3 separate regions of the Homo sapiens genome follow, and regions 1 and 2 are each linked to region 3. The links are chromatin loops, found by intact Hi-C in ENCODE. Cell type or tissue: heart left ventricle. All regions are shown on one strand. Region 1 holds the start of RRP1 (ribosomal RNA processing 1). Region 2 overlaps AGPAT3 (1-acylglycerol-3-phosphate O-acyltransferase 3). Region 3 overlaps PDXK (pyridoxal kinase).

Region 1 (8,000 bases), 61 kb after region 3:
GGCTGGGAAAGGCGGACCCACCCTTAATCTGGGTGGGCACCATCTAATCAGCTGCCAGCAAGGCTAGAATATAAAGCAGGCAGAAAAATGTAAAAAGACGAGACTGGCCTAGCCTCCCAGCCTACATCTTTCTCCCGTGCTGGATGCTTCCTGCCCTCGGACATCGGACTCCAAGTTCTTCAGTTTTGGGACTCAGACTGGCTCTCCTTGCTCCTCAGCTTGCAAACAGCCTACTGTGGGACCTTGTGATCGTGAGAGTTAATAATTAATAAACTCCCCTTTGTGTGTGTGTGTGTGTGTATATATATATATATATATATATATAAAATAGGATATATATATATATATAAAATAGGATATATATATATATATAAAATAGGATATATATATATATATCCTATTAGTTCTGTCCTTCTAGAAAACCCTGACTAACACACCATCTCTACAAAAAATAAAAAATTAGCTAGCTGAGGTGATGCACACCTGTGGTCCCAGCTATTCAGAAGGCTGGGGTGGGAGGATCACTTGAGCCCTGGAGGTCGAGGCTGCAGTGAGCTGTGATTGCAACACTGCATTCCAGCCTGGGAGATAGAGTGAAACTCTGTCTCTTAAAAAAATAAATAAAATAAAATAAAATAAAAGTAGTGGGACATTTCAGGCCGTTTAAAAATTTGAAATTTTGGTCTTTAATATTCATTAAAAACCAGGTCATATTTTCTTGTCTCCACCTCTAGCCCGGGGGAAAAGAGAAAATACAGTGAAAAAGAGGTTTAAACTTAGTTTTCCTTAAGGCTGAGCCCTAGTGTGACTTTCAGTCAGAAATGGGTTATACTGTGGCCAGGCGTGGTGGCTCACGCCTGTAATCCCAGCACTGTGGGAGGCTGAGGTGGGCTGATCACTTGAGGTCAGGAGTTCGAGACCAGCCCGGGCAACATGGCGAAACCCTGTCTCTACTAAATATGCAAAAATTAGCCAGGTGTGGTGGTGGGCGCCTGTAGTTGCAGCTACTCAAGAGGCTGACACAGGAGACACTTGAACCTGGGAGGCGGAGGTTGCAGTGAGCTGAGATCACGCTACTGCACTCCAGCCTGGGTGACAGAGCAAGACTCTGTCAAAAAAAAAAGGGGGAGGAGGTTACCCTGGAGAGCGTTTTTGTTTCTGCCTTCAACAGGTCATGCCAGCAGAAGAGATTTTTTTTTTTTTGAGACGGAGTCTCACTCTGTCGCCCAGGTTGGAGTGCAGTGGTGCTATCTCGGCTCACTGCAAGCTCTGCCTCCCAGGTTCATGCCATTCTCCTGCCTCAGCCTCCCAAGTAGCTGGGACTACAGGCGCCCGCCACCACACCCAGCTAATTTTTTGTGTTTTTAGTAGAGACGGGTTTCACCTATGAGGTCTGGATCTCCTGACCTCGTGATCCACCCACCTCAGCCTCCCAAAGTGCTGGGATTACAGGCATGAGCCAGCACGCCCAGCCCGAGAAGAGATTTTTTAAAAGCCACTTTATTCGATTTCCAAATCTTAGTCTTCCATATCTTTAGAGACCACCTGCCATGTCCTTTCCGTCTGAAGCCTGGCATCTCGAGCCTGGTGTGAAGGTGTGCTCCCCAGTGCACAACTTCACCCTCCTAGTACAGCTTAGTCCCTCCCACCCTGTTCTCAGCAGCTGGGTGTGACATACCCGCTATGTGCCTGATATACCCACTATGTGCGAGACATACCCACTGTGCACCTGACATACCCACTGTGAGCCTGACATGCCCATTGCATGCACGATACCACCCACTGTGTGCATGCGACATACCCACTGTGTGCAACATACCAACTGTTTGCATGACATACCCACTGTACACCTGACATGCCCATTGTGCGCCTGACATGCCCACTATGTGCGTGCAACATACCCACTGTGTGCGTGCGACATACCCATTGTGCGCACGACATACCCACTGTGCGCGCGACATGCCCACTGTGCACCTGACATGCCCGCTGTGTGCGTGCGACATGCCCACTGTTTGCATGCGACATACCCACTGTGCACCTGACATACCCACTGTGCGCGCGACATACCCACTGTGTGAGTGCGACATACCCACTGTGCGCGTGAAATACCCATTGTGTGTGTGCGACATACCCACTGTGCGTGCGACACACCCACTGTGCGCATGACACACCCTGTGTGCGCGACATACCCACTGTGCGCCTGACATGCTCATTGTGCGCCTGACATGCCCACTGTGTGTGTGCGACATGCCCACTGTGCGCGTGACATGCCCACTGTGCGTCTGACATGCCCACTGTGTGCGTGCCACATACCCACTGTGCACCTGACATACCCACTGTGCGCGACATACCCACTGTGCATCTGACACGCCCATTGTGCGCGACACACCCACTGTGTGCGTGCAACATACCCACTGTGTGCCTGACACTGTGTGCATGCGACATACCCACTGTGTGCGAGACATACCCACTGTGCGCCTGACATGCCCATTGTGCACCTGACATGCCCATTGCGTGCGTGCAACATACCCACTGTGTGCGTGCGACATACCCACTGTGCGCCTGACATGCCCACTGTGTGCGTGCAACATGCCCACTGTGCGTGACATACCCAGTGTGTGCGTGCGACATACCCACTGTGTGAGTGCAGGGCCTCTTCTCATTCGTGCTTGTCCCCCGGAAAGTCATGTCCGCTGGAACCTCGGAATGTGGCCTTAATTTGGTAAACGGGTCTTTCCAGACATGGTTAGTTAACATGAGGTCATGCTAAATTAAGGCAGGCCTAAGTCCACACTGACTGACGTCCTCATAAGAAGAGGAGAGGCTGGCTGGGTGCAGTGCCTCCCGCCTGTAATCCCAGCACTTTGGGGAGACCGAGGCAGCCCGATCACCTGAGGTCAGGAGTTCGAGATCAGCCTGGCCAACATGGTGAAACCCCATCTCTACTAAAAACACAAAAATTAGCCAGAAATTGCTTGAATCCTGGAGGTGGAGGTTGCAGTGAGCCAAGATCGTGCCACTGCACTCCAGCCCGGGCGACAGAGTGAAACTGTCTCAACAACAACAACAACAACAAGAACTAATTCAGATTCTAAAACCAGTTGCTAAATGTTTCCTTTTTTTTTTCTTTTTAGACAGAGTTTCAAAATCTGTCGCCCAGGCTGGAGTGCAGTGGCCGGATCTTGGCTCACTGCAACCTCCGCCTCCTGTGTTCAAGCAATTCTCTTGCCTCAGCCTCCCGAGTAGCTGGGATTACAGGTGCTCGCCACCACACCCAGCTAATTTTTGTATTTTTAGTAGAGATGGGGTTTCACCATGTTGGCCAGGATGGTCTCGAACTCCTGACCTCGGGTGATCCACCTGCTTTGGCCTCCCCAAGTGATGGTTGGGATTACAGGCATGAGCCACCACTGCCAGCCTTTTCAACTTTTTATGAAAAATTTCATACATAGAAAATGTCAGAAGATAGGTCAATGAAGACCTGTATTCCTGCCTGTAGACGCCACACTTGTATTTTTTTGAGACGGAGTCTCACTCTGTCACCCAGGCTGGGGTGCAGTGGCGCGATCTCGGCTCACTGCAAGCTCCGCCTCCGGGGTTCACGCCATTCTCCTGCCTCAGCCTCCTGAGTAGCTGGGACTACAGGCGCCCGCCACCACGCTCAGCTAATTTTTTGTGTTTTTAGTAGAGACGGGGTTTCACCGTGTTAGCCAGGATGGTCTCGATCTCCTGACCTCATGATCCGCCCGCCTCGGCCTCCCAAAGTGCTGGGATTACAGGCGTGAGCCACCGCGCCCGGCCAACGCCACAACTGTTAACAGTGTGCCATAGTTGCTTATCTGCATACACATATGTGCGTGTAATGATTTACTTTTTTGCAGAATGAATTACAGACATCATGACAGGTCACCTTTACCAAAGAGTTCTGCAGTTATTTCTAAAAATAAAGAATATTTTTCTACTTCAGGGTATGTCAAACTGTGGCCCTAGGCCAAATGCAGCCTCCCCGTTTTTTTTTTTGTTGTTGTTTTTTGAGACAGAGTCTCACTCTGTCGCCCAGGCTGGAGTGCAGCGGCGCAATCTCGACTCACTGCAACCTCCGCCTCCCGGATTCAAGCAATTCTCCTGCCTCAGCCTCCTGAGTAGCTGGGATTACAAGCGCCCGCCACTACGCCTGGCTAATTTTTGTATTTTTAGTAGAGACAGGGTTTCACCATGTTGGTCAGGCTGGTCTCAAACTCCTGACCTCGTGATCCACCCGCCTCAGCCTCCCAAAGTGCTGGAATTACAGGCGTGAGCCACCGCGCCCGGCACACCCCTGGTTTTAAAAATAAAGTTTCGAGCCGAGAGTGGTGGCGCCCGTGGTCCCAGCTCCTCGGGAGGCTGAGGCTGGGGGATCCCTGGAGCCCGCGAGGCAAAGGCTGCAGTGAGCCGAGATCGCGCCTTGCACTCCAGCGTGGGTAACAGAGCGAGACCCTGTCTCAGGAAAAAAATACAAGTGGGGTTATAAATAAAATGAGATTAAAAAACAACAGATCTTTGCCTCAGAATCCCGACCCACCGCAGCCCCAGCGAGGCGCAGGCGCAGGCGCAGGCGCGCGCTCGCTGGTTCCGCCCATGCGCACAGGCAGGGAGCGCGCGCCCCCTCTGTAGCCTTCGGCCTCCGGGGGCTGCAGTTGCGCGGCTCGGCCACTGCGCGGCGGTGGCGTGCGCCTGGGCGGTGTCGCGGGCTGTGACGTCACGCCACGCGCCGGGGCCAGGAGGAGGCGGGCGCAGGAGGCGCGTGCTCAGTGTGCTGGGTACCAGGCGACTCCGGGACAGGGGGTCTCGGCCGTCGGCGTCATGGTTTCGCGCGTGCAGCTCCCGCCTGAGATCCAGCTGGCTCAGCGCCTGGCGGGGAATGAGCAGGTGACCCGGGACCGGGCGGTGAGGAAGCTCCGGAAATACATCGTCGCCAGGACTCAGCGGGCCGCAGGTTGGCGGGGGTGTGGGCGGCTGGCGTCTCGGGGGCCGGCTGGGCTGGTGCGGGTGTGGGCGGCGGCGGCCGGAGCTGGGGGCCCTCCGAGCCCTGTGGAACCTCCACGTGGCCGGGCCGGGCAGGCGGGGTCCACTGGCCTGTTCCCGCTGTTACCGGCCCACGGCCCCCGCCGCCGCTTTCCCTCGTGGTGCGGTGACTCTGGTCCCTCTGCGAGAACGCTCCTCCCCAGCCCCGTAACCCCTTTCCTAGCTCAGGCGTCCCCTCCCTCCAGTAGACCATGTACTCCTGCTGCCCTGCTGTTTGGGCACCCAGTATTTTTCCCTCATGGCAGCATTTCCCACTGTTTGCAGTTTTCTGTTTTGCGTTAATTATTGGATTGTTTTCCGATTTCCACTCGAGAGTACCTCTCTGAGGGCCGAGAATCTACTTCTTGTTCATGGTACCAGGTGGTTCTCCGAGCGTGGTCCCCCATCAGCAGTAGCATCCCCTGGACATTTGTTAGAAATACACGTTCTATGCCGGGCGCAGTGGCCCAAGCCTGTAATCCCAGCTACTTGGCACGTCGATGTGGGAGGATCACAAAGGCCCAGGAGTCCAGCCTGGGCAACATAGCAAGACTCCATTTCCATCGCAAAAGAAAAGAAAGAAATGCAAGTTCTAGGATCCCAGCCCTACTAAATCAGGACTGGCATCTGCTTTATGAAGCTGTTCAAGTGCTTCTGCTCCCCACACTCAGCCTGAGAACCACTGCTGCAGGAACAGGTTGCCAGACACATAGGACTTCAGTGAATGTCAACTGAGTAATGTTTTAAATTAAAATTTTTTGTTATTTTTCTGAGTGAGACAGACCTCACTGTCATCCGTGGTGGAGGAGTGCATTGGCACGATTACAGCTCACTGCAGCCTCTACCTCCCAGGCTCAAGTGAGCCTCCCATCTCAGCCTCCCCAATAGCTGGGACTACTGGCACCGTGCGGCCAGGCCAGCTAAGTTTTGTATTTTTTGTACAAATTGGGGTCTTCCTATGTTGCCCAGACTGGTCTTGAACTCCTGGCCTCAAGTGATCCTGCCTCAGCACTCAATTCCAAAGTGCTGGGAGTACAGGCGTGAGCCACCGCACCTGGCCTCAGTAATTTCTGTTTCTCTCGTAGTCTGAATGCCTGAGTTCACTTTCTTCTTTTAGTATTTGAGATATATTACAGGAGAGTGCAGAAGCCCTCAGTATAATGCTGGATGAATTATCACCAACAGATTAACCTTGTGGCCACTGTCCAGCTTAGGAAACCGTCAAGGTTCGCAATTTTGAATTTCCAAAATGGAGTATGGTGCCTGATACCTTGTAGATCTCAGTCGGTTTTACTGTGTGCGTGAAGTAGCAGTTACCTGGAGTAGCCGCATAGCCACAGGCGCGGCAGGTTCTGGGTTAGAAGGATTGTTTGAAGGGGAGGGCCAGATTCTGCCCCCCAGTTGCCTTTACCGTAAGTGGGACTTTGGTCTCATTCAGGCAGTCACGTTTCTGTGGCTTCCTTTCTGGCACTCGAAGGTGTGGGATTCATTTGGTCCAACCGTTGCTGTTTTGATGCAGGTGGTTTTACGCACGACGAGCTGCTGAAGGTGTGGAAAGGACTGTTTTATTGCATGTGGATGCAGGACAAGCCACTCCTCCAGGTGAGTGGGGGGAGCAGCAGAGCAGGTACAGAAGCAGCGGGGGAGGATGGATGGGCATCTGGTCAACCCAGTTTTTCTTTTTTTTTTAAGTCGGAGTTTCGCTCTTGTTGCCCAGGCTGGAGTGCAGTGGCTCAATCTCGGCTTACTGCAACCTCAGCCTTCTGGTTTCAAGCAATTTTCCTGCCTCAGCCTCCCAAGTAGCTGGGAGTACAGGTACCTGCCACCATGCCTGGCTAATTTTTTGTATTTTTAGTAGAGACAGAGTTTCATCATGTTGGTCAGGCTGGTCTCGAACTCCTGAGCTCAAGTGATCCTCCCATCTCGGCCTCCCAAAGTGCTGGGATTACAGGCATGAGCCACCGCGCCCGGCCTGGTCAACCCAGTTTTAATATGGCCAGAGACCGTGGGGAGGTCGTATAGCCTTGACGCTTGGTTCGGCACGGCTGGTGGGCCTGGGCCTTTGTTAGGTGAGTCTTACACTTGCTGAGGTGTTGATGTGATTGACTGAGCCGTGCACTGCAGCAGCACTGGCATGGGTGAAAACTGGGTTTTGTGTTTGTCCTGGGTTGCAAACAAGTGCTGAAATAGTGGAAACCACGGGGCGGAATTCAAGTCTCCTGAGACAAGGACGTCTCCTGCTAGCCTTTTCCAAACATTGTTTCTCAAATTGTGAATTTTGTGCTCTCCTTCAAAATCTCCTGGGTGGTGAGGGTACTTAGTTAAGTTCAGGTTCCTGGGCCATATTCCATGCCCACTGAATTATCAAGGGGAGGCTGTGAAATGTCCCTTAGCAAGTATTCTGGGCGATGGCTGGCACGGTGATGTAGGCAGATAGCCAGTGATCTATGGGGTCTCGCAGCCCTCTTCCTCCTGATGGTTAGGGGGCTGTGAGTCCCAAGGCTCCCTTCCGCTCTCCCACGTCCCTCTTTAACCGTGACTCTGTGGCTTAGGGCACAGCCTCTGTCAAGAGGGCAGTGCCTGCTGTGGTTGTGTGAGAGGCTGTTGACCCCAGCTGTCTAGAGGGGCCTCCCGTGGTTGTGTGAGAGCCTGTTGACCCTGGCTGTAGAGGGGTCTTTTGGAGCAGGGGTGAAACCTCCAGTGCACTGAGCTGAGACCCCCTGGAAGCCGACTCTCTGTGATGAGTGAGTGAGTGAGTGGGTGAGTGGGTGGTTGCGTGTGTGTCATTGTGAGAGCCTGGTGCTTCAGGGGCTGAGGGCGTTTTTGTTGTTTCCTACACAGGAAGAATTAGGAAGGACTATTTCCCAGCTCGTTCATGCTTTTCAGACCACGGAGGCGCGTGAGTATGCTCTGCTGTAGTTGGGTGCATTTGTAGATGTCAGAACCTCTGAGCATCA
Region 2 (8,000 bases), 180 kb after region 3:
GTCCCCCAGGAGGCTTCCCAGGCATCACCTCGTGTGTGTGTGTGCAGCAGCTGCCTCGGCCCCGGTTCTGTTGGGTGTTGAGAGGAGCTTGGGAGAACCCATGACTGGGAGTGGTAGAGATTCGTGACCCAGCCCCGGTGATGCTCTCTTGACCTGCCTAGGTCAAGAAGAAATTGGGAAGAGGCGATGAACTGAGAGGAGGAGTGTCTCAGGTGCTGTCAGTACATGGTCTGCCTTTGGAGCACCGCCTTCTTTTTGCTGATTAAGTGCAGGCTTGCCTTCTAGTTTAACGTGGGCAGGCAAATAGTCCTGCTATTGCATTCTGACATAGAAAATGTACTTTGAGTGAGATGTCTTCATGGAGAGTAAATGATCTGGAGGTAGAAAGAAAAAGGCAAATGCTTTTGTTCTCTTCCAGAGACGGCTGTCAAGCTGGCTCTGCAAGTCAGGCCCTCTGCAGCTGAGGTTCCACTTTAGACATAGGTCAGTGTGTCTTGGAGAGGGAACACCTGTGAGGTCCACTGGAGAAGCCCATTCTGGATGAGTGAAAACCTGGATTTAAAAATGCAAGATTCCAGCTTGCACTTCTAGCCATGGTGGAAGATACAGACCAAATTTCACAGCCTACCTTAATCAACCAGAAAGCCAAACAAAAGTGCATGAAGCCACAGGCTTCAGACACTGGTGGCAGGCCGTGTGGACAGTGACCAGAGAGGGGCATGAGGGAAGTGAGGCCTCAGTAGCCCAGCGTGTCACCTGCAGAGTCTCCAGCCACAGGGCAGGGAGGGGAACCAGGACCTGGTGGAGACAGAGTGTGGAGTTAAGGGGCTCCAGGAAGGCTGGAATGTACAAAGAAAAATATGGAAGAAGAGGGAGTTCCATAAAGAAACAGCTCTGGAGAGCTGAGGAGGGGCCTTCCAGTCTCTGAGAGCTGACCACAGGTGGCATGTGAATGCTGCCCAGGTGAGGGAAAGGGGCGTGGGAGAGCAGGGGTGGCACAGTCCCCGAGTTCACAGGGTGGGGTGAATCTGTGTGCTCAGTGGCCAGAGGGAGAGACTCACCACCCAAGGTTGTCCTACAAAGGTCCGCTCAGGACTCACCAAACAGAGCTTACGAGCGAGATCTGAAAAGATCAAACTGGTTCTAGGTTGACTGCTCCCAGAACAAAGCCCGGAGATGCAGGACAGCAGCAAACCCAGCGTCCAGTGCCAAGTTCACAGGCACCAAGTTCACAGTGCCCAGCAGCCAAGCAAAAGTGACTGCCATACAGAAAACCCAGAAGAAGAGGAAAATCAATGGTTGGAAACATCCAGGCTAGACACTGTAGCCCCCACCTGCAATTCCAGCCCTTTGGGAGGCTGAGGCAGGAGGATCACTTGAGCCCAGGAGTTCAAGACCCTCTGGGGCCACATAGCGAGACCCTGTCTCTAAAAAGATATGTGTTCTTTTGTTTGTTTTAAGAAAATAATTAGCTGGGCATAGTGGTATGCACCTGTAGTGCCAGCTACTCAACGGCAGAGGCAGGAGGATCCCTTGAGCCTGGAGTTCGAGGCTGCAGTGAGCTATGATTATGCCACTGTACTCTAGTCCAGGCAACAGAGTGAAACTCTGTTAAAAAAAAAAAAAAAAAAAGAGAAGAGAAAAGAGAAGGGAAGGGAACTATATCTATCCAGATGATAGAGCTAGCAGGCAAGCATGTTAAGATGGCATTGATAAATATGTTCCACGTGTTCAATCAGGGCAAATATGATAAAAATAAAGAAAAAAATGGAAGATATAAAAAAAAGACCTAGGGCCGGGCGTCATGGCTCATACCTGTAATCCCAGCACTTCTGGAGGCTGAGATGTGAGGATTGTTTGAGCTCAGGAGATCAAGACCACCCTGGACAACCCCATCTGTACAGAAAAGTACAAAAATTAGCTGGGCGTGGTGGTGCACACCTGTGGTCTCAGCTACTTAGGAGGCTGAGGTAGGAGGATGGCTTGAGCCCAGGAAGGTTGAGGCTGCAGTGAGCCATGATCATACCATTGCACTCCAGCCTGGGTGACAGCATGAGACTGTCTCAAAAAGAAAAAAGACCCAAATAAATCTTCTAGAAATGAAAAATATGCTGAATGGGATTAGTGGTAGATTAGACATTGCAGAAGAAAAGATCAGTATACTTGAAGACACAGCACTTTGTAAAATGAAACACAAAGAAAGAAAGACAAAAAAATGAACAGAGCATCAGTGGGACCATATCGAGAGTAACATATGAAACTGATTTCCAGAAAAGAGGCGTGTGTGGTAGAAAATACCTGAAGACAATAATGGCTAGAATTTTTCCAGATCTGATGAAACTCATCCCGAAGAAGCTCAACAAATCTCAAACCGAAGAAACATGAAGGAATTCACCCCAATACACACCATCATCCAATTGCCGAGAATCCTGAAAGTAGACAGAGGCAAATGCTATCACATACAGATGAACAAAGCCAAAAATGAGAGCCGGTTTCTGATCAGAAACTATACAATTTGAAGACAGTGGAGGAATGCCTTTCAAATATCGAAAGACAATATTGGACACCTATCTACAAAAACAATGGCCCTTCACCCTACTTTATGCTATATTTAAAAATTAACCAAAATGGATCATAGACCTAAATGTGAAAGTTAGAACTGTAAGATTAATAGGGGAAAATATGCGATATATACACTGTCTTTGTCAATTTGGGCTGCTATAAAAAAAGTTAACACTGACTGGCTGGCTTAAGTAACAGAAATTTATTTCTCACAGTTCTGGAGGCTGGAAGTCCGAGCTCAAGGTGCCTGTAGGTTTGGTGGCTGGTGAGGGCCTCTTCCTGGTTGTGCCCTCATATGGCAGAGAGATAGGAAGCAGCTGGCCCGTGTCTTTTGGCATAATGGCACCAATCCCATTTTTGAGGCTCCTCCCTCTTGGCCTAATCCCCTGCCAATGGCCCTGTCTCCAAATATCACATTAGCAGGGAGGATTTCGACGTATGAATTTGGACCAGGCATGGTGACTCATACCTCTAGTTCCAGCACTTTGGGAGGGCGAGGCAGGCGGATCACTTGAGCTCAGGAGTTCAAGACCAGCCTAGGCAACATAGTGAAATGCTTTGTCTACAAAAAATTTAAAAAATTATCTGGGCATGGTGGCATGCACCTGTAGTCCTAGCTACTTGGGAGGCTGAGGTGGGAGAATCACTTAAGCCCAGAAGACTGAGGCTGCAGTGAGCGGTGATTGTGCCACGGCGACTCCAGCCTGGGTAACAGAGCGAGATCCTGTCTCAAAAAAAATATGAATTTGTAGCTGGGGGACACAAGCATTCAGTCCATAGTGTCTGTAGTGGAATATTATCCAGCCTGAAATGTGAATGACATTCTGACACCTGCCACCAAGTGGGTGAGCTTTGAGGACATTATACTGAGTGAAATAAGCCAGTCACATAAGGACAAATAGTGTATGATTCCACTTATATGAGGTCCCTAGAGTGGTTAACTCGTAGAGATAGAAAGTGTGATGGTGGGTGCCAGGGGCTAGCGGGGATGGGGAGTAGGTGTTTAATGGAGACAGTGTTTCTGCTTGGGAAGATGAGAAAGTTCTGGAGATGGACAGGGGTGATGATTGCACAGCAGTGGGAATGGACATAAAGCCCCTGAACCACATACCTAAAAATGGTGGATTTTATGTTAGTGGACGTCACCACAATGTAACACAAATGAGCAAACACGGGCTTTTTCCTGGTTGCCGGCAGGCAGGCTAATGGTCTGCTGGCGGGGGCTGGGCTGGGCTGGATTTTGGAGAAGCCCAGGGCTGCGGCTGGCAGGGCTTTGGGAAGCAGCGGGAGCGCATGTAAGGCTGGTGTAGCTGTCGCAGGAGCTGTGGCATCCGGAGGGGCCCATGGTGGCCCCGCCTTTCCAAGAGCCTGCAGGTGGCTGGGTGGCTTTTCCGTGTCCTTCCTGGGGCGTGACCTCTGGCGGCTCCGGGACTGTTCATTTATGAGCCATCTGTTGGGCCTCCTGGCCAGGCAGTGGGAAGCAGCGTGCCAGCAATGCCCTGAATGGCCTTGACCCTGATGTTTAAGTGACGGAGTGTTTGGTTGATCGGGAAAGGATGTTAATGCGTGCTTGTCAGTCTCCCTGACATGCAGCCTTTCGGGTTTTGAAGTGGATGCATATATTTGGTCACACGGCGTCTCTCCAGTCCTGCGCAAGCACGTTGACATGTGTGCCTTTCACTTTCAGGCTTGTCCAGCCGGAAGCCCTGAGGGCAGCTGTTCCCACTGGCTCTGCTGACCTTGTGCCTTGGTAAGTGGGCAGTGAGGCCGCCTGACGCAGGGCGCCGTGTGTGAGAGTGTGTGTGTGTGTGTGTGTGTGTGTGTGTGTGTGTGTATGTGTCCAGTGTTGGGGTCAGCGTTGGGCCTTGATACCTTGTTGATTAATTTTTCTTAAAGGTATATATTTTAACCTTTGCTTATGACCAACAGAATATTTATTACAGTCCCTTCTCATTTGTCCAAAACCCAGATGATAAAGTTCAGGTAACTTTGTTCTCTTCCTGCGAGGGATGAGCTGAGCTCAAAGGGGCTGAGCTACAAATGACGCTGGGCTGAGGCGCCTACCAGGGCACAGCGGACATGGGAGTCACCTCACAGGGCTGCCCCGGCTCTGTTAGCAGCCCAGGAAGTCCACCCCTCTCCTGGAGACCGACTGGGAGCCGTCTGTCTGGGATGGGGCAGAGGTGTGGCCCGGGGACAGCTGCACAATCCCCGTGGGGAGCCCAGCTATCTGTTGCTGGAGGGTGCTCTGCTCCTGGGGGGTCGGTGCCCTGCTCTTGGGGGTTGGTGCCCTGCTCCTGGGGGACGCGCTCCTCAGGAAGCCCTGGGTTTGGTGGAGAGCATGGAATTGCCTGGCCGTTGAGTCACTGGGTGGGCCCAGGGTTGGGGCAGCTCCTCCTGTGCTCCTGCAGCCCGTCGTCATAGGGCCCCTGCCCACTGCTCCCATGTGTTCCACCCCCGTTCCCAGGCCCGCTGCTGTGGCTGATGAGGCTGCAGGTCCCTTCTGGGTGGCCCTGGACCCTGTGTCCTTCTCCCACTGTGGCTGCTTTCTACCCAGGAGGTGTCTCCTCCAAATGCTGTCGGCAGAGATCAAATCCCATCCCTGATGTTCCAAGGCTTCCAGGTGTAACTCACAGGCCCAGTTCTTGGTAGGCAGGTGATTTAGCCTTCTGTGTCCCAGTCACAACCCAGGGTGTGTTGAAAGCTACCATTTGATAAAAACAAACATGAGCAAGATTGAAGTGACCAACACCAAGCTCGGGCTTTCAGAGATGTAGTCATGGCGGACCTCAAACAGCATTGCTGACCATCTGAGCTGGGTGCTGAATGCCTCCATAGTTTTCAAATTAAAATGACTGTATTTAGTGTCTCTTTTTTTAAAAAAAATATTTATTTATTTATTTATTTATTTATTTATTTATTTATTTATTTATTTATTTTGAGACAGTCTGGCTCTGTCGCCCGGGCTGGAGTGCAGTAGAACGATCTCGGCTCACTGCAACCTCCACTTCCCAGGTTCAAATGATTCTCCTGCCTCAGCCCCCTGAGTAGCTGGGACTACAGGCGCCCGCCACCACGTCCGGCTAATTTTTGTATTTTTAGTAGAGATGGGGTTTCACCATGTTGGCCAGGATGGTCTCTATTGCTTGACCTCGTGATCCACCTGCCTCGGCCTCCCAAAGTGCTGGGATTACAGGCGTGAGCCACTGCGCCCGGCCTAGTGTCTCTTTAGGATTGTTTTATTAAGATTGCTTATTTGATAGCAGATAACTATGAAGATACTAACGATACTATAAAGACACAGTGGCAGCTCCCAGCTAACTGGCACTCTGAGCTGTCCTCTAACATTCTGGATTCACAAAAGTTTACTTGCTGGGTTTGCTCATTGTTGATTTAATACTTTGCCTGTGGTTTAAACTGTTAAATTGTTGCAAATTGCTATTCTGTGCAAAAGAAACTTGAACTGTCCTGCACCCCCCAGTTCAGCTCTCACTGCATTCCCGCTCTTCTGCCTGTCCTTTGGCTATTGTTGGACTGTACTCAGGGCTGAGAGGAGGGCATGGGGCTTCTGCAGTCACCACAGGGCTGTGGGAAGGCCACCAGCAAGGGCTGGGGGGCCAGAGGGCTTCTGATCTGTCAGGTGCAGGGTGTGGCGCACGTGGGCTTGTGCTGTGGATGAGGTTTTGCTTCTAGGGGAGAAACCGGCCAAGGCGCGTCAGGCATCAGCAGACCTCTCCCAGAAGGAGGACATTTTGAGAAGATGAAGATGGAAATCGGTTTGATCTCCTTTGTTCCCTTTCTGGGGACAGGGACATCACGGTTCTGTAATAACTGAGGTCTAGGAAAAAGAACAGAAAGAAGGGCAGGTTGGAAACATTGTGTCTTTTGGGGCTAGTAGTAGCTGCAGAACAACCCAAATCCGATTTACAACCAAGCTTCTAGGGTGAGTAACTCGATATTCACCAAACCGGGTGACTGTCAGTGATGGCATGCCACGTATCACTTTTGGGAGGGAGGAGAGGTTGCAAAACTAAGCAGACGGTGTGGCACTGCAGCTCCCCCCCGCCCAAGCTGGTGAGTGTTAATATCGAAATCTATAGCAAAATGTTTGTCCATGACTTGCACCAGTACCTCTCGAAAGGTGCCCAAATACCTAATAAACATCTGAAAAGGCATGCAACTCAATTGGTTATCAGAGAAACGAACTTTTTAAACCAGAAATGTTGTATCACTAGACAGTCAGCAGATTGGCTAAAACCAACGAGACAGATAAGGCCAGAGTTGATGAGGAGGTGGGATGGGGCGTGATGGGACGCTTGTTCCTCATGGTGGCTGTGACCTCACCTCTTAATTTTGGAAAACTTTGGCAATATCTTCTAAAGCGGAGCAAACCCATGGCTTGTGACCCAGCAGCTCTGCTCTGAGGCGTGAACCCACAGCCAGGAGTGTCGCCGGAGCCGTGTTCATCAGGCCTGTGTGCCCTGCGGAGGTGGACTGGGTGAACACACTGCCGGCTACTTGCCCAGGGGAGCAGCATGGAATGAGCTGCGTGGAGACACCCGTGCTCCGCCTGGGCGAGCCGACACACACATGCTGGGTGGAAGAAGCGCAGTGGGTCAGCACATGTGCAAGGCCCTCGTAAGTGCAGCACAGAGACAGGCAGACCTGGCAGGGGGAACAGGAAGGGTAGCTGCCCTGGCAGGAGGCAAAGGAGGCCCAGGGGGCTTCAGGGGCTGGCGAGGGTCTGTTTCTTTTCTTTCTTTTTTTTTTTTTTTTTTTTGAGAGGGGGTCTCTCTCTGTCTCCCAGGCTGGAGCTCAATGACGCGATCTCAGGTCACTTCAGCCTTGAGCTCTCCTGGGCTGAAGGGATCCTCCTGCCTCAGCCTCCCGGTAGCTGGGACCACGGGCATGGGCCACCACACGCGGCTTTTTTATTTTTTGTAGAGACCGGGTTTTGCCATGTTGCCCAGGCTGATCTTGAACTCCTGGGCTCAAGCCCATCTGCCGGCCTCGGCCTCCCAAAGTAGTTGGGATTCGTTTCTTGATCTGGGTGCTGCTGGTCAGAGTGGATCCTCTCTGGAATTTCATCCAGCCGCATGCTGAAGATTTATGTACTTCTCTGTATCTATTACACTTTAACAAAAAGTTTCCCATAAAACTGTGCCATACCAGGTACGGTGGCTCACACCTGTAATCCCAGGACTTTGGGAGGCCGAGGCAGGCGGATCACGAGGTCAGGAGATCGAGACCATCCTGGCTAACACGGTGAAACCCCATCTCTACTAAAAATACAAAAAATTAGCTGGGCGTGGTGGCGGGCACTTGTAGTCCCAGCTACTCGGGAGGCTGAGGCAGGAGAATGGCGTGAACCCGGGAGGCGGAGCTTGTGGTGAGCCGAGATCGCGCCACTGCACTCCAGCCTGGGCGACAGAGCGAGA
Region 3 (8,000 bases):
TGCGGAGCAGACCTGAGACACCTGAGGGGGCTTGGCGGAGGTTGTATTTCTCTGTCTAGGGGCCTCAATGCCATGCCCGTTAGGCAGGTGGACTGTGGCTCAAGCGCCCCACAGGAAGAGGCAGGGGGCTCCCTGCCCTGGAACCCTGGATGTCAGCACCTGACTCCTACCTGCTGTGACATTGGCAAAAGTAGCTGTGGCAGAGGCCGAGGGTCCCACCTGCTTACTGGGCCCCGCTTCTCCGGACAGGAGCAGAAGCTGCAGAGCTTTGGGACCTCAGCACTTGAGCAGCATGTGGACGCGAGCAGCGAGTAACCCCGGGCTCCCAGAGACGCGTGACGGGGTCCCCAGGGGGTTGCTTGAGGGCCCTCAAGTCAGGAGCTGATTTCTATCCTCAAATATTTAAGCATCCCCAAGCCCAGGTGCGGTGGCTCACACCTATAATCCCAGTACTTTAGGAGGCCGAGATGGGGGGATCACTTGAGCCTGGGAGTTTGAGACCACCGTGGGCAACATAGCAAGACTCCAGCTCTACAAGAAAAAAAAAAAAAAGCTGGCTATGTGACTCACATCTGTAGTCCCACCTACTTGGGAAGGTGAAGTGGGAGGATCACCTGATCCCAGGAGGTGGAGGATGCAGTGACCTGTGATGGTGCCACTGCACTCCAGCCTGGGTGACAGAGTGAGACCCTGTCTCAAAAAAAAAAAAAAGTAAAAAATAAACATGTATGGAAGTACAATGTATTTTTAACCAGAAAGTTGACAGAGAATACCGATGCACTAGGTAGACCCTGTTTTTAAAAAAAAAAAATCCCCTGCTCTGCAAAGTGGCCTCTTCTTCAGAGATGTGGCATCACTGGAGGGTTCTCTTGGGGAAATGGTTAAAACACCTGGTGTTGGCTGGGTGCAGTGGCTCACGCCTGTAATCCCAGCACTTTGGGAGGCTGAGGCAGGCGGATCACAAGATCAGGAGATCGAGACCAGTCTGGCTAACACGGTAAAACCCCGTCTCTACTAAAATTACAAAAAATTAGCCAGGCGTGGTGGTGGGCGACTGTAGTCTCAGCTGCTTGGGAGGCTGAGGCAGGAGAATGGTGTGAACCCAGGAGGCGGAGCTTGCAGTGAGCCGAGATCGCGCCACTGCACTCCAGCACGGGCGACAGAGCAAGACTCTCGTCTCAAAACAAAACAAAACACCTGGTGTTTTGAAAAATCTTTACATTTTTTCTTAGAATTCCTAGGATAGAAAGAGTCTTCTTTGCCTTCAGAACTGCACTATAAGATCCTGGAAGAATACCACCCTGCCTTTTAAAAGACATCATTTTTGCCTTAACATTTTTCAAGGTGACATGCATTTGCAAACAGTACAAAAAAGCCAGCGCTGGGCCAGGCACGGTGGCTCACGCCTATAATCCCAGCACTTTGGGAGGCTGAGGTGGGTGGATCACCTGAGGTCAGGAGTTCGAGACCAGCCTGGCCAACATGGTGAAGCTCCATCTCTACTAAAAATACAAAAAATTAGCCGGGCGTGGTGGCACACTACTGTAATCCCAGCTACTCAGGAGGGTGAGGAAGGAGATTGCTTAAACCCAGGAAGTGGAGGTTGCAGTGAGCCAAGATTGCACCACTGCACTCCAGCCCCTGCAACAGAGCAAGACTCAGGCTCAAAACAAAAAAAAAAGAAAAGGAAAGGAAAAAGAGCCAGTGGTGAAAAGTGTGCCTCCTTCCTTCCTCCGGTGGCCCGCACTAACTTCCTTAGAGGTGATGCTGATGCTGTATGTTGGAGACGCTTCTGAGTGTCCTCGGAACGTTCCCACGTGCTCTCCAGGCCATGCTGGGCAGCTGGCTTTCCTCCCGTCTAGCTGGGATTCTCTCTCTCTCTCTCTCTCTCTCTCTGGCCTCTGCCAGTCCCTGGGTCTGAGCCAGAATGTGTCCCAATCCAGGAAACAGGTGTTGTTTCTGGTATTTCTTCTTTTTCTTTCATCTTTCTCCAAGAAGGAAGAAAATTGGCTAGTTTTTTGCTTTTCTGACTCCCTTAGTTTGGGACTGAGGTTTCTGTTATTCTTGTTTGGCTGTCATGGAGAAAAACAAGAACTTATCGGTCCCGTTTTCCATTTTTTCTTTTTCTTTTTTTTTTTTTTTTTTTTGAGACGGAGTCTCACTCTGTCACCCAGGCTGGAGTGCAGTGGCGTGATCTTGGCTCACTGCAGCCTCCTCCTCCTCCCAGGTTCACGCCATTCTCCTGCCTCAGCCTCCCAGGTAGCTGGGACTACAGGCGCCCGCCACCACACCAGGCAAATTTTTCTGTATTTTTAGTAGAGACAGGGTTTCACCATGTTAGCCAGGATGGTCTCGATATCCTGACCTCGGGATCTGCCCGCCTCGGCCTTCCAAAGTGCTGGGATTACGGCTGAGCCACCGCGCCCGGCCAATTTTTGTATTTTGGTAGAGACGGGGTTTCACCATGTTGGCCAGGCTGGTCTTGAACTCCTGACCTCAGGCAATCCACCCACCTCAGCCTCCCAAAGTGTTGGGATTACAGGCATGAGCCACTGCACCCAGCCTATTGGTCCCATTTTCTGATCTATTTTTCCCTCTTGCCTCTGGCTCTAGCCCACATCGGTGCATGTGTGTGTGTGTATGTGGGTGTGCATGTGTGTACGTGGTGTGTTTGTGTACACTGTGTGTGTATGTGGGTGTGCATGTGTGTACATGGTGTGTGTGTATGTGGGTGTGCTTGTGTGTACATGGCATGCATGTGTGCATGTGGGATGCATGTGTATGGGGCATGTGTGCATGGCGTGTGTGCACATGTCTGGGCATGCATGCGTGTGTCATGGGCATGCATGTGTGTGTATGCGGTGTGTTGCTCTGCAGGCCCCAGTGTTGGCCGGCCCCCCCGTCTTTCCTGTAAGTGACTTCCTTCCTAGGAGGCTTGGTGTGACTGGCATTCCCTGGAAAGGGAGGGGCGGATCCGCAGAACGGGCAGCTTCGGGGACACAGGGGCTGCTGATTGGCATTGTGGCTTGTTGGCCTTGGTGTCTGCGGGTGCACACCCACACAGAGCTTTTGAAATGGAATCCTGCGTGCCCAGTTCACAGAGTGAGTGACGCTGAGGAATAAGAACAGAGGGAACTTCTCAAGGAGAAAGGAAGAAAGGAGTTGTCAAAGATGGGCTGAGCAAAAAACCGTGCAATCAGCCGAGGAGGGGCCGGCAGCGCCTCCCTTCCTGCCCACAGAGCAGCCGCCTTGTGCCCATCTATTCCCCGGCTCTGCATGGGGCCTCTGTTTTAAAGGGTTCTGTGGCCAAGACAAGCCTGCCAGCCCCTGTCCCTGTCCTTGGCCACTCCTCCGGCAGCTTTCCCCATTCCTGAAGCAGGTGGCTAGCCTGCTTAGCCTCTTGTCCCATCTCCTTACCTGTGACAGTCACCAAGCCTCTGGGAATGTGGTCACCCTAGGACAGCTAAACGAGGAAGCTGTGCAGTGCACACAGGTTTGGCTGACCCCAAGGGCCAGTTGCTGTGCATGGGAGCGAGTTCCAAGGGGTGGGAGGGAGCCAGCACTAGGTGGAGCTCTGCCAGCCGGGGCACAGGGAGGAACAGCATCCAGGAGGAGGGTGCAGCGGGTGTGAGGCCCTGTGGAGCAGACTCTGGAGCTAGAATAAGGTGGCATTTTTGCTGCACGCTGTGGGGGTGGACGGGGCCCGAGGTCACACCAGGGAGCCCATATTGGGTCAGGAATGCTGCTTTGGCAATCCCTGGACTCAGCCCCCAGCTGTCTGGCCATCTGGGCACTTCTGAGCCAGCCATGACCTCTGCCTTCCCTTAGCACTTTGCAGTGAGCCCAGCACCTGGCAGCCCCTGCCCAGCTGGTGCACGGTCCCTCTGCGGCACTGTGAGCCTGGAAGTAGGGAGCTGGGTGTCCATGTGCTCTGAGCAGGGCTGGGGGCCCAGGCGATGGACCCTGGAGCTGTGAAGGCTGAGGCAGGGGTGGGTCAGGGATGAGGGGAGACTGCTCTGGGGGGCTCGGGGCCATTTCCACCAGAAGTTCCCCCTGGGAGTTTGTAGGACAAAGGACATGGTTGATGTGGATCATAGGGCTGACCAGTGGCAGGCGGTGGGAGGGACGCGGGGTGCTTGTGCCCCAGGTTGATCAGGGTGAAGCAGTCACATGATCTCTCCTGTCCTCTTTCCTCATTCTGGTTTCCTAAAGTGGTCAGAGGTCTCTGCAAAATAAGCTAAAGGGAGGGTTCTGCTGGGTGGGTGGCTTCGGCTTCTGTGCAGCGCTCACCCTGCTCTCCCCTGGAACGCCTGGAACTAGGGTGGTCAGGCTGGGGTGGAGGAGCTCCCCTGGAATGTTCCAGAGCTTCCCCCACTCCTGCCGTTCTGAGTCACCCTGCCTCCCCGGAGGAGGAGGAGGATCAGCTGAGCCGCCGCGCTCACGTAGTGTCTGGCTGTCTGCCTGTCTGCCTCGCTGTGAGCAGAGTGGGATGCTGCCGATAAGGCGCGCACGTGGGCCCTGGGAGGAGCCCGAGGCAGCCACTCCCGCACGTGGGCAGGAGGAGGGCTGCTCACACCACCGGCCGAGGGAGGAGGACTGCGGGCTGCGCCTGGGCAGGGGATGAGCTTGTGTCGCGGGCGGCAGGGGGAAGGGAGTCGGAGAGCTCCTGCGGTCCAGCCGGATGACTGATGAGGTTGAAAGCACTTCCGCTGCGGCCCCCGCAGGAAGTTCCCAGGAGGAAGTTGCGACCCTTTCTAAGCCATCCCACTGGCCTGGACTCTGCTGGGATTATTTTGACCCCCCAGGGCAGAGTGTAGCCATCTGACTGGCTTTCTCTCTCGGCAGGAGACGGGGCGCACGCCTGCAGGTGGGGGAGCCCCAATACGTCACACGGATGAGCGGGGCAAAGCCCAGCCCCCCACCCCGCACCCGCCCGCCCGCAATCCTGCCCCCTGGCTGCGGCCTCCGCGGCTCTTCCCACCCCGGCTCCGCTGGGTGCTTGGCGCTTGTTTACGGAGTTACACCTTGCGGTAGAGGCTGAGCAGGAGCTTGTCCTTCAGACTTCCCAGCGGAGACAGCCAGGCTGTCCTGTGGCAGCAGTGGGTTTGTCAGAGGCCGGGGGCTTTGGCCAGGGCCGGCAGAGAGCCCCAGTCCTGAAGAACCCTCGTTCTTCGCGTGCTGTCGCGGGGGCTCCGTAGGCACGGTTGCAGCAGGGTCTTGGAGGCCGAAAGAAGGACGGTCTGAGCTGAGAGAGGGGAGTTGGCCAGGCACAGGGGTTTCAGAGCTTTACAGGATTCAGAAGGTGCCCGGGGTTCTGCAGCCCAGTGAGGAGTTCACAGAGTGGTGGGCGACCCAGCAGCCAGGGGCATCAGCCGTGGGAGTGGGACGCTCCGGGAGTCTGAGCTGCATCCTGTGGGCGCAGCAGACGCTCAAGGGCTGGGTTTAGAGGGGTACGTCTGGAGGTGCGGGTGGGGAATGCACATGAGGGGAGCTAGGAGCAGAACAGTAGCACGGGCCGAGCACGATGGCTCACGCCTTGTTATTGCACCACTTTGGGAGGCTGAGGTGGGAGGATCGCTTGAGCCCCGGAGTTCAAGACCAGCCTGGGCAATATAGGCAATATTTCTCCACAAAAAATAAAACATAAAAAATTAACCAGGCATGGTGACACATGCCTGTAGTCCCAGCTACTCAGGAGGCTAAGGCAGGAGAATCAATTGAGCCCAGGAGGGAGAGGTTGCAGCGAGCTGAGATTGTGCCGCTGGACTCCAGCCTGGGCAACAGCATGAGATCCTGTCTCAAAAAAAGAAAACCAAAACAAAACAAAAAAAACAAAAAACAAAAAATGGTAGCACGGCGGCCTAATAAGACCATCCCGAGAAGGGGGATGAGGTGATAGTCCACAGGCCTCAGTGGACCGTCACAGCAGGTATGGACATCAGAGAGTCTTGCTCATATCTGATTGATTGATTGATTGATTGATTGATTTGGTTTGATTTGAATTTTTTTGAGGCAGAGTCTCTCTCTGTCACCCAGGCTAGTTGCAGTCTTGGCTCACTGCAACCTCCGCCTCCCAGGTTCAAGTGATTCTCCTGCCTTAGCCTCCTGAGTAGCTGGGACTACAGGCACGAGCCACTACACCCGGCCAATTTTTGTATTTTTAGTAGAGACGGGGTTTTGCCATGTTGTCCAGGCTGGTCTCGAACTCCTGACCTCAGGTGATCCTCCCACCTCGGCCTCCCAAAGTGCTGGGATTACAGGCGTGAGCCACTGTGCCCAGCCCTCATATCTGATTTAGAGTATGTACTGCCAAGCTCCGTGGTGTGAATACTTCCACTATAGCTGAACGTAAACTACCAACCTGAGCAGGAAAGAGCTGTGCAGCAGCCTCTGTCATGTAGCGTTCTTCCCTCCAGACACAATAGACACAAATAGCTGAGTAGACAACAGATAGTGTAAAATGCTAGTAAACTAGGAAGTGGTGAGGCTACAATATATATTATGTTTACTTTTAATATAGTTTATGTAGTCTGGGTGCAGTGGCTCATACCTGTAGTCCCAGCACTTTGGGAGGCTAAGGGAGGAGAATTGATTGAGCTTAGGAGTTCAGGACTAGCCTGGACAACATAGTGAGACTCTGTCTCAACAAAAAAATATAAAAATTAGCCAGGTGTGGCAGCACGCACCTGTAGTCCTAGCTACTCAGGAGGCTGAAGAGGGTGGATCCCTTGATCCCAGGAGTTCAAGGCTGTAGTGAGCTATGATTGTGCCACTGCACTCCAGCCTGGGTGATAGAGTGAGACCCTGTCTCAAAAAATAATAATATAATTTACATAATTGTAAGTTTTATGACTCAATTTTTTTTTTAAATAGAGATGGAATCTTGCTATGTTGCTCAGTCTGGTCTTGAACTCCTGGGCTTAAGTGATCAATCCTCCAGCCTCAGCCTCCCAAAGTGCTGCGATCACAGGTGTGAGCCACTGTGCCTGGCCATATGACTCAGTTTTTAATAATGACTCTACGTAAAACTGACCTGCACTATTGCATCTGGCAATCGCGTGGCCCAATCCATCTTCAAAGCCAGCAACAGTCGTTGAGTCCTTCTTTTAACTTCCAATCTCTGATTTTTCCTTCTGCCCTTCAGCCTGAGAAAACTCTGCTTTTGAAGGGCTCATGTCATTCAATTAAACTCTCCTGGATAAGAAGATCCTCATGGGAGAGAGATCTCATCACACTGACAGGTTTCACCCACACTCAGGGGGTTGCCCGAGGGTGAGCGGGGTCCCTGAAGGTCATTCTTAGAATTCTGCCACGGAAGAGCCCCATAGGCCATTATAGGGACAGGGTTTACTGTAAAACAAGGTGATTCACATACACAGACCAGTAATGCTGTTCCTAAAGGGGCCCAAGCTGATCCCATCAGTCAGCAGGGCTGCTCACAGGGCACCTGGCCTGTCTTTGTTGAAGGCGATTCCTGTGAAGGCAGTGGAGGAGCTCCGGGTGGGAGGTGAGTGTTGTGGAGAGCCCAGCAGCCCGCTGGGCTGAACCTTGGACCAAGAACCAGTCTGTCCTTGGCTCCCTTGTGGGTGGGGAAAGATGAGGTGTATCAGGCAGGGTCCAGTCCAGAAACAGAAACCAGAGCAACAATCGTAGAGGCCGTTGTTCAGCCAGGTATTGAGAAAATAGAGAAGGCAAAAAGGGAACACTGGTGTCGTGGAGGAGACCCCTGCCAGCATTGGCTCCACACAGCTGACCCTGGGATAAGAGAATTGTTGGACTCTTTAGAACCTGGAGCTGGGAAGGCAGGTGTCTGCCAGCTGGCGGGTGCTGGGAGTCTGTGGGGGCATGCGATGAGGAATTCTGCTGGTGGAGGGAAAGCCACAAAGTGGATTCCGCTGCTGCTATGGGAAGGGACGGTCACTACCGCTGCCCCTGTGGGGAGAAGAGCCCCGGGGGAAGAAGAGCACTGCTGACAGAAGCCCATTCTCTTCGCAGGCTTC

What was found. Peaks named below come from ENCODE experiments on the same cell type or tissue, not always from the same donor. Only the 100,000 strongest peaks of a DNase experiment are listed, where the experiment ranks them.
Region 1: it touches region 3 in a loop (3-fold over the local background); 51 of 110 quality-filtered maps call a loop at or near these places.
Region 2: a loop joins it to region 3, with 2.2 times the contacts of the local background. A loop is called at or near these places in 2 of 110 quality-filtered maps.

Annotation. Positions count from the first base shown.
Region 1 is chr21:43,784,788-43,792,787 of GRCh38, forward strand. RRP1 (ribosomal RNA processing 1) reads left to right here and starts at 4,790. Exons shown (of 13, transcript NM_003683.6): 1 at 4,790-4,975; 2 at 6,563-6,645; 3 at 7,885-7,942. The coding sequence starts at 4,843. RefSeq lists enhancers at 1,613-2,154, 2,155-2,695, 4,851-4,960 and silencers at 4,591-4,820, 5,031-5,200, 7,140-7,352. In heart left ventricle, a CTCF peak has its summit at 4,685; a DNase peak (open chromatin) is centred at 4,694; H3K4me3 peaks cover 2,073 bases; H3K27ac peaks cover 767 bases.
Region 2 is chr21:43,899,708-43,907,707 of GRCh38, forward strand. AGPAT3 (1-acylglycerol-3-phosphate O-acyltransferase 3) reads left to right here. Exons shown (of 10, transcript NM_020132.5): 2 at 4,250-4,312. Among named protein-coding and RNA genes, the nearest start is that of AGPAT3, 38 kb to the left of the region's middle. In heart left ventricle, no CTCF peak of the experiment used is centred here; DNase peaks (open chromatin) are centred at 3,969 and 4,300; H3K27ac peaks cover 1,244 bases.
Region 3 is chr21:43,724,144-43,732,143 of GRCh38, forward strand. The region is part of intron 1 of PDXK (pyridoxal kinase); the gene reads left to right. Among named protein-coding and RNA genes, the nearest start is that of PDXK, 9.0 kb to the left of the region's middle. RefSeq lists enhancers at 788-947, 2,531-3,372, 4,215-5,056, 5,057-5,898, 7,372-7,872 and silencers at 4,267-4,691, 4,441-4,580, 4,931-4,980. In heart left ventricle, a CTCF peak has its summit at 4,963; DNase peaks (open chromatin) are centred at 1,846, 2,961, 3,538, 4,498 and 2 weaker places; H3K4me3 peaks cover 1,872 bases; H3K27ac peaks cover 3,141 bases.